2 separate regions of the Mus musculus genome follow, and region 1 is linked to region 2. Evidence: chromatin contacts called from ENCODE Hi-C or POLR2A ChIA-PET data. All regions are on one chromosome and are shown on one strand. Each heading gives the region's core, a stretch centred on a gene start or an enhancer-like site at or near the end of the contact. The rest is flanking DNA. Distances are from core to core; before and after follow the strand shown.

Evidence for each region. Hi-C counts contacts between places; a loop is a spot of excess contacts on that map. ChIA-PET counts read pairs that join two places held with the same protein, here RNA polymerase II (POLR2A).
Region 1: a loop to region 2 is called in a map of heart, with 4 times the contacts of the local background. The contact joins the promoter of Zfp956 here to the promoter of Zfp212 in region 2. A Hi-C loop is called at or near these places in 4 of 37 maps with a recorded cell type or tissue (heart, left cerebral cortex and v-Abl transformed pro-B cells). POLR2A ChIA-PET finds 5 or more read pairs at or near these places in 2 of 5 experiments (Patski and embryonic stem cell).

Annotation. Positions count from the first base shown.
Region 1 is chr6:47,951,711-47,955,013 of GRCm38, reverse strand. It overlaps Zfp956 (zinc finger protein 956), which reads right to left and starts at 1,624. Exons shown (of 5, transcript NM_178898.4): 1 at 1,432-1,624. The coding sequence starts at 1,455. Zfp783 (zinc finger protein 783) reads right to left here. Exons shown (of 6, transcript NR_027963.1): 6 at 465-3,303.
Region 2 is chr6:47,918,236-47,921,894 of GRCm38, reverse strand. Zfp212 (Zinc finger protein 212) reads right to left here and starts at 1,327. Exons shown (of 5, transcript NM_145576.2): 1 at 1,146-1,327. The coding sequence starts at 1,169.

The DNA.
Region 1 (3,303 bases), core at 375-2,874, 33 kb before region 2:
GGCTTTCTCAGTTTGCTTTCTTACCCCAGGACCACCAGCCAAGGTGTGGGTCACCCACAATGAACTGGGTTCTCTCACACCAAATACTAATTAAGAGAATGCCCTACGAGCTTGCCATACAGCTAGATCTTATGGAAGCATTTTCTCAATTGAGATTCATTCCTCTCAGGTAACCTCAGCTTGTTTCAAGTTGGACACTAGGTCTCTGTGACTGAGACACCTCAACAAACAGCCCCGAACAGTCACTACAGTGCCCTGAACAGTCACTTTACTGGAAGCTAGATCTTAGATGCCAGTAGGCAGTGGCAGAGAAAGCTGAAAGCCAGCATCTTAGTCAAAAGAAGGGGGGTAATGTCACCATGCATAACTGTAAATAAAATGCGGAGCTGTGGGGACTACAGATAAATCCTGGAACTTCCCTCTATCTCTAAGGTGGTCAAACAGAAAAAGCACTCAGGGTGTATGACATTTATTATATATTGTATTACCAATAAACATGAAGGTTCCTGACTATTGGTCAGAATGTGTTATATGTTCTAAACCAAAGACTGTAACGAATACAATTTTGTGACATTAAACTTCCCCCAAGATATCTTCCATAAAAAAGACACAGCAAAGTGTCCCACACAGTAAGATACTTGTCACTAGAAACTTCTCTCTTCCTCACTCCATCCTGAGGTCTGTGACCACTGACCCATACAACAAAATGTGGTTGGGAGGAGGCAGTCTTCACACATAAAGGTCAAATATCTTCGTCTCTCTGGGATCCTTTGCCACAAATCTAACACCAAGAAATGTCTTTGAAGTCACTGCAAAGCTATTGCTAGCAGGAGATGCCTCCTACCTTCAGGGACTGTAAATCTCATCTCAGTAGTTCACTCACCTGAACCTAAAACACGCCTACCCAACGTTTTCTATAACACTGATTCCCTAACTAGTTGCAGTAGGAAAGTCTTCCCGGTGTTCATCAAAAAACAACAAGCGAGGAAGTATGTATCTACTCTTAATAGAATCGAATTCAGGCCCGAAAGGCCGTGGAACCCTCCCTCCTAGGCAGGAGCTAGATTCTAGGTCCCAGGACCAAGAGGGCTAACTGGAGGGGGCCTTAGCTCGGGATTTGATCGGAGATGGCTAATACTTGCGAGATGGAGCAAAGAGGTCCTGGAAAAAAGGAGTCGTGGAGTAAAAACGACCGCAGCCGGTGCACCGGGCCCAGATATTTCCTGGTGAAGCTCAACGGCCGTATATTACAAATGATCAAACCCGTGGCAAAGGAGACAAGGACTTAATCATGTGGCAACAGACCTCCTAGTCCTCCTCCCTGACTACCTGGCTGAGCTCTACCCAATTTTAGGAGGTGGTAAGATGTCCTCCCGGCGAATTCAGGAACCGCTTCACATCCCCCACATGATCGGTAAGGGCCACCCTTACCGGTGCAGCGGCCGCCTCAGTCATGGCTGCGCGCGATTCTGCTTCGTCTTGTTGTAGCCGCTGTGTCCCCTACAGGCGGCCCTTCCTGGCCTCACGATACAGAATCAGGATGGTCGTCTTGGACGCAGTTGGCAGTTTGAGACCTAGACGTCCTCGCTGCTCCCGCGGCAGAAACGCAGGCCACACCCTCCACAAGGCGGCTCCCCATTGGCTAGCCCTGGAGGTTCCGCCCCTGACGGTAGAGAAGCCAGACTCTATTGGCTAGCTGGGAGCACAAGCTGCATAGCGTTCGCTAGCGTTTCGTCTCAGCCCCGCAGGTGTGAGCACTAGGTGTTGAGCTCCGTTCACCTTTGAGCTGTAGAGCCACGCCAACCACTAGGGTCACATGTTGAGACTCCCCAGAACAAACTAGGCCACAAACACGCAGCTACATTTTCCAGTGTATTTATAGAGCACCGATTAAGTTAATATTTCCACCTCCATGGTTCTTAGGGCCTTGTAACCAACCCAACCATATCTTTGTTTTACAAAATAAGTCATCAGAATCTGGGATCCAACGTCTTTGAGCTCAGGCAACCATGCAGCCTTTGTTCATTCTTAACTCAAAATACTCTTTAACCTGTCCTATTGAATTTCAGGTTAAATGCAGTAAGCCCAGTTGTGCATAATGGCACAAGCAAGGAAATCCTAGTAGGTAGATAGAGGTAGGGGAAAAAAATTCACTGCAAGCCCAAGGCGAGCCAGGATTATACAGCGCCTCTTCCCCCACCCCAGCACTTGGATTTGTGCTTCAAATATGAATACTTGTTTTCCAGAGAACATCTAAAGCATTAGAAGAGAGGCCTAGGAACCCCCAGAACAGCAACATGAGTGCTTGCAGCGGAGGATTAAGTTTGGGGCAGCTATACTGTCCACGTTCAGTCTGAGCGCTTACTGACAACTGCTGTCTTGCTTGCAGGGCCTAAACAACGGTTGGGTGTGCAGGCAAGTAACGTCCAGAACCATGGCTGCATGCCACAGTCTTGCCAGTCATACCCCTACCCTGGGAATGACGGCAGTGTCACCCTCTGCCTCGTCTGTGCAGGACTTCTGAGTGGCTACAGAGTCTGCAGGACTTTAGCAATAGCACAGCCAGGGATGAAGGCACCTGGGAGCCTTCATGTGCTCTGGTGTCTGAGTGCCAAACAAGAGAGCAAACTATCAGAATTGGAATCCATCACCCAGCTCCAGAAGCTCCACAAGGCTGTCCCCAAGGTGCTGTGACAAAGAGGCACATGAAGCACCCGCTCTCATGACTTTGAGGCATGACACTATCACCTCAAATTCCTGGTCTGGAGCTTGTGCTTTTGAAGGGCCCCTAAAGTACCAACTCAGCTGGAAAGTGAAGGAACTTCCACCACTTGGCAGGCACAAGGGAAAGGCCCTGAGACAGTGCAGGTCCTGTCCTGTTCAGAGCTGGGCCCTTGCAGGGCTGGACTTCCCTGGAGGACAGAAAGCAAGAGGAAATGCAGGATTGTTTAGCCTCAGGAATGAGTCTGCATGTGGACAGCCAGGTGGTGGCTCCTTGCCACACTGGGGGCACTGATAGGAACGCTCACCAGTATGGATACACTGGTGACAAAAGAGGTCTGAGGGCCGGCGGGAGGCCTTGCCACAGTAGGGACAGGCAGGCCAGCTCTGCCTCTTGCCTGTGTGCTGATGCTGGTGTAATACCAGGCTCTTCTGTTGCTGAAAGGAGTGAAGACATTCACTACAGTGGTAAACTGTAGTTGCTGGCCTTTGTCTCATGAAGGCATGGCTTGTTGGAGACCGGTGGCTTGTGGGCTCCTCAGGTGGCCAGTGGATGACAGGGCCTGGCACCACCACTTTCTC
Region 2 (3,659 bases), core at 78-2,577:
AAGATTAAAAAACAAAAACTAAACAAAACAAAAAGACAAGAAAAATACTTATGCCTGTAATATCTGCAAGTTGGGAGTCAGAGGTAGGAGTTTACAGTCATTCTCAGATAGGCTAGGCTGGGGCACATGAGAGTTTGCCTCAAAGCACAACCACTACCAAACAAACCCCAGCAGAATGACTTACACCTGTAAACTTAGCACTGGGGAGGCTGAGTCGGGAAGATTGTCATCAGCTTAAGGACAGCCTGTGAGGCTCTGTCTCAACAGTGAAAAGCCAGTTCAGGTCCATCTATCCTATTTTCCTATGTTAACCTCTACTGTGACACAGTATGAGGAGACTGGAGCCAGAAAAAAAAAAACGTAAAAATGCTTACAAGGAACTCAACATTCTCAATTCAAGTTAAGGAGACAAAGGCCTAGAGAAGTGAGCATAGACTGCCTTCCGAAGACCATGCACTGAATATATAGATAGATGAACGCTGAGTTACGGAAGATATTCCTCAAACCAATTTTCAGTGTCTTCACATTCTCTGAAAAGAGAGACAGCTGGAAGAGGCGGTAAGCGGATAACAATGCGCACCCACAGTTTTGTAAAAACAAAACAAAACAAAAAACAAGCAAGCAAACAAACAAAAACAGCAAATACACCAGTCCCCAAGGAGAGAAGGCTTCAACCTGTGGCTGCAAACTCAGTACAGATAGCTATGGCAGAACATGGCAACCGGAGCAGAGCCCCACTGGTCGGAGAGAAGCCCTAAGTCCTGGGGTCTTCCGTAGCTGAGCTCAAAGGCAACAACCCAAACCCAGGGTTTTATCCCGCGCCTTCACTCCAACTCAGAAAACGAGTCCCTAGTTGGCACGAAGCAGGAAAATATGTGGGCGCAGTCACAAACAATTCAAAAAGCCTCGCAGAAGTTTCTGCGGAAAGACGCAGAGCATCCGGGCTCTGAGCCTGACGCAGAAGGACCCAGGGAGCAAGCGAGCGGGCGGGCGGGCGGAGGGCGAGGGTACCGGGAGGGAAGTCAGCATCCGCCGGCGCCAACGGCCGCGGAGGAAACCAAGCCTGCGACCGAGCGCCTCAAGCCCCGCCCCGGGCAGGGCGCTGTCTCCCCCAAGGCCCTCCCGAGCCGGCCGGAGCACCTTACCCGAGTAGGCGTCGACTCCGCCATGGTCGCAGTCGCCCCACAACACCGACTGGCGGGATACTGCTCGAACTGTACGCCGCTCCGCCAGACGTCCTCACCCTCCTGGAAGCCGCCGCCGCCGCCGCCGCCGCCGTGTTGATACAAGGTGCATTCTGGGAGCGCTCCCCACCCCCAAGAAGAGCGGCAGCGGCTCCTCCTACCGCGCGGTATTTCTGTTGCGCCACTGTGCTCCTGGAAGGGGAACAGCAGCCTGGAAATTCAGTCATTGAGTGTGGGGTGTAAGCGTAAGGATTCTCAAAATCAAGAGCATTTTCTGAATTTGAGTCCTGCACTCCGCGAAATGCTTTAAGAGATTCAAATATGTGCAAGTTTAAAAAGGCGCGGGAAGGAGAGAGAGAGAGAGAAAGGCGTAGGGAGGAGAGCGTGGGGACTAGTAGAAAAGGAGGCTAATGGGGGTGGATGTGAACACCATACGTTCTGGACTTGCATGCAATTGTCAAAAATAAAAATAATTTTTAAAAAATGTGTACAAATGTGTACACCCTTTTCTGTGAGGGAAGAACACAGCTGAAGCTAAAGAAAAGGTGAATTCTCATAGGCAAGTGATTTTCTTCCATGCTCACCTATGACTTGGCTTTTTCTGGTCAATCCATTATAGAGTGTTAATTATGGTAATCACTTGCATTGCAGAATTCAAGATAGCCTTAATCACAAATAATTAACCTAGTCCTCACCGGGCAGTGATGGCTCATGCCTTTAATCCCAGCACTTGCGAGGCAGAGGTGGATGGGTTTCTGAGTTCGAGGCCAGCCTGGTCTACAGAGTGAGTGCCAGGGCTAGAAACCCTGTCTCAAAAAAACTAAATAAATAACCTAGTCCTCATGCCAGGGTGCCAGGGTATTAGAGGCAATGTGTTCTGCATTCTGGCTTGGAAACATCTGGCCACATCATTACCACCCCAGCGCTCAGGTGTTTGAGGCCAGCCTCAGCTATATAGTGAGTTTTTGACTAGCCAGAAATATCTAAAGAGACATTGATCCAAACAACACCCCCAAACCCAGTACTTGCAGTACTCAAATGCCTCATTTCCATTACATTGTCCTGGACATGCTGAGTGAGAATGACATGAGTTTCCACTAAGTGTGAATAGCTTCCTCTAAGAATTCAAGTACTCTCACTAGACTGGTCCCTTCTTCATTTTTCTGCAAATGATCCCTGTCTACACTGACTACAACTAACAACTTTCTCTAGAACCCAAGCCGATGGCCTGCTGAAAAAAAAAATTCTCAGCATCTGTTTTAACAGGCACTTAAAAACCTACATTTATATTAAAATAATAATAATTTTTTTAAAAGCGCTGACTCATTTAAGCCCCCCACAGCAGTCTGGGTGTGTCTGTGCCTTCATTTTATCTTTGTTTGTTGCCTTTGTTTGGATCAAATTCCTGCTTGACTCCATAACCGTGTCAATCAGTTGAGTGTGTCTACTTGTCCCATCTCATCCCCTTTCAAGCTGAAGGCAGAGGTAAGTCATTGTCCTGAACCAGCAGTCACCTTGAATCCCTGGAAGAGCAGAGTGTAAAGGATAGATCATGTCTCAGATAAGGGCAATTATCCTTGTGTGTGAAGCTGTACCCTGGAGCAGACCTCATCTTGTAAGAACCAGATGGATCCTCTTAAGCAATTCAATGGCAGCAAGAAGGACTTCTAATCACTTCACAGAATCAGAACTGGGACAGCGATCATCTAGACCATTTATTGACCAAGACAGCTTAATTACGTGACAAGGACTAGCCTCAGCTTGGAGAGGTGTTCTGAGTGGAGGAGTGTCTGGGAACAGTGAAACAAATGACTCAAAGTCAAATTGTGGGTCCAAGCTGACGGCCTATGTTCTGCTGTGGATGGCTTTCCAGACCTCTCTATGTGTTCAAGACAGCTTTTCAGAACACTCCCTGTGTTCTTCTCTGCTTGAGACAGCTTTTTCTTGCTAGTCTAAAAACTCTCTGGATAGCTCATCACTTGCAGATCAAAAACCCAGTTTTTTATTTACCTATCAATTCAGTCGCTCCCTTTTTATTATCCCATGAATCGGCATCCAATGACCCCAGCCCCTCAATTCTTCTAGAAAGAGAGAGCAAGCACAAGCACAGACAATAAGATATCTGGGTGGGACCCAGAACTCTGCCTTGAAACTTCCATCCCTACTAATAGGCCAAATCTTTTAAGTTTAGACCTCATTTTAGAGAACCTGATCTAAGTTTAAGTTCAGGTAAACTAACAGGCTCTTCTCTAGCATTAGTTTCCAAGTTGCCCCTCCAACAAAACCGGAGCCCAGCTCCTGTCTCTAGGCTAATCCCCAACAAGACCAGCATCTCCAAGTTATTCCCCCAACAAACCTGCACCCCCAGGTTACACCCCCTGCCTAACAATGACCAGTGCAGAGGGGGGCAGAAATTAAGCTTATGATATGACTCCCAGCACCAGCCAATTATGTTAAAGGCTACAGCAGCTTTCC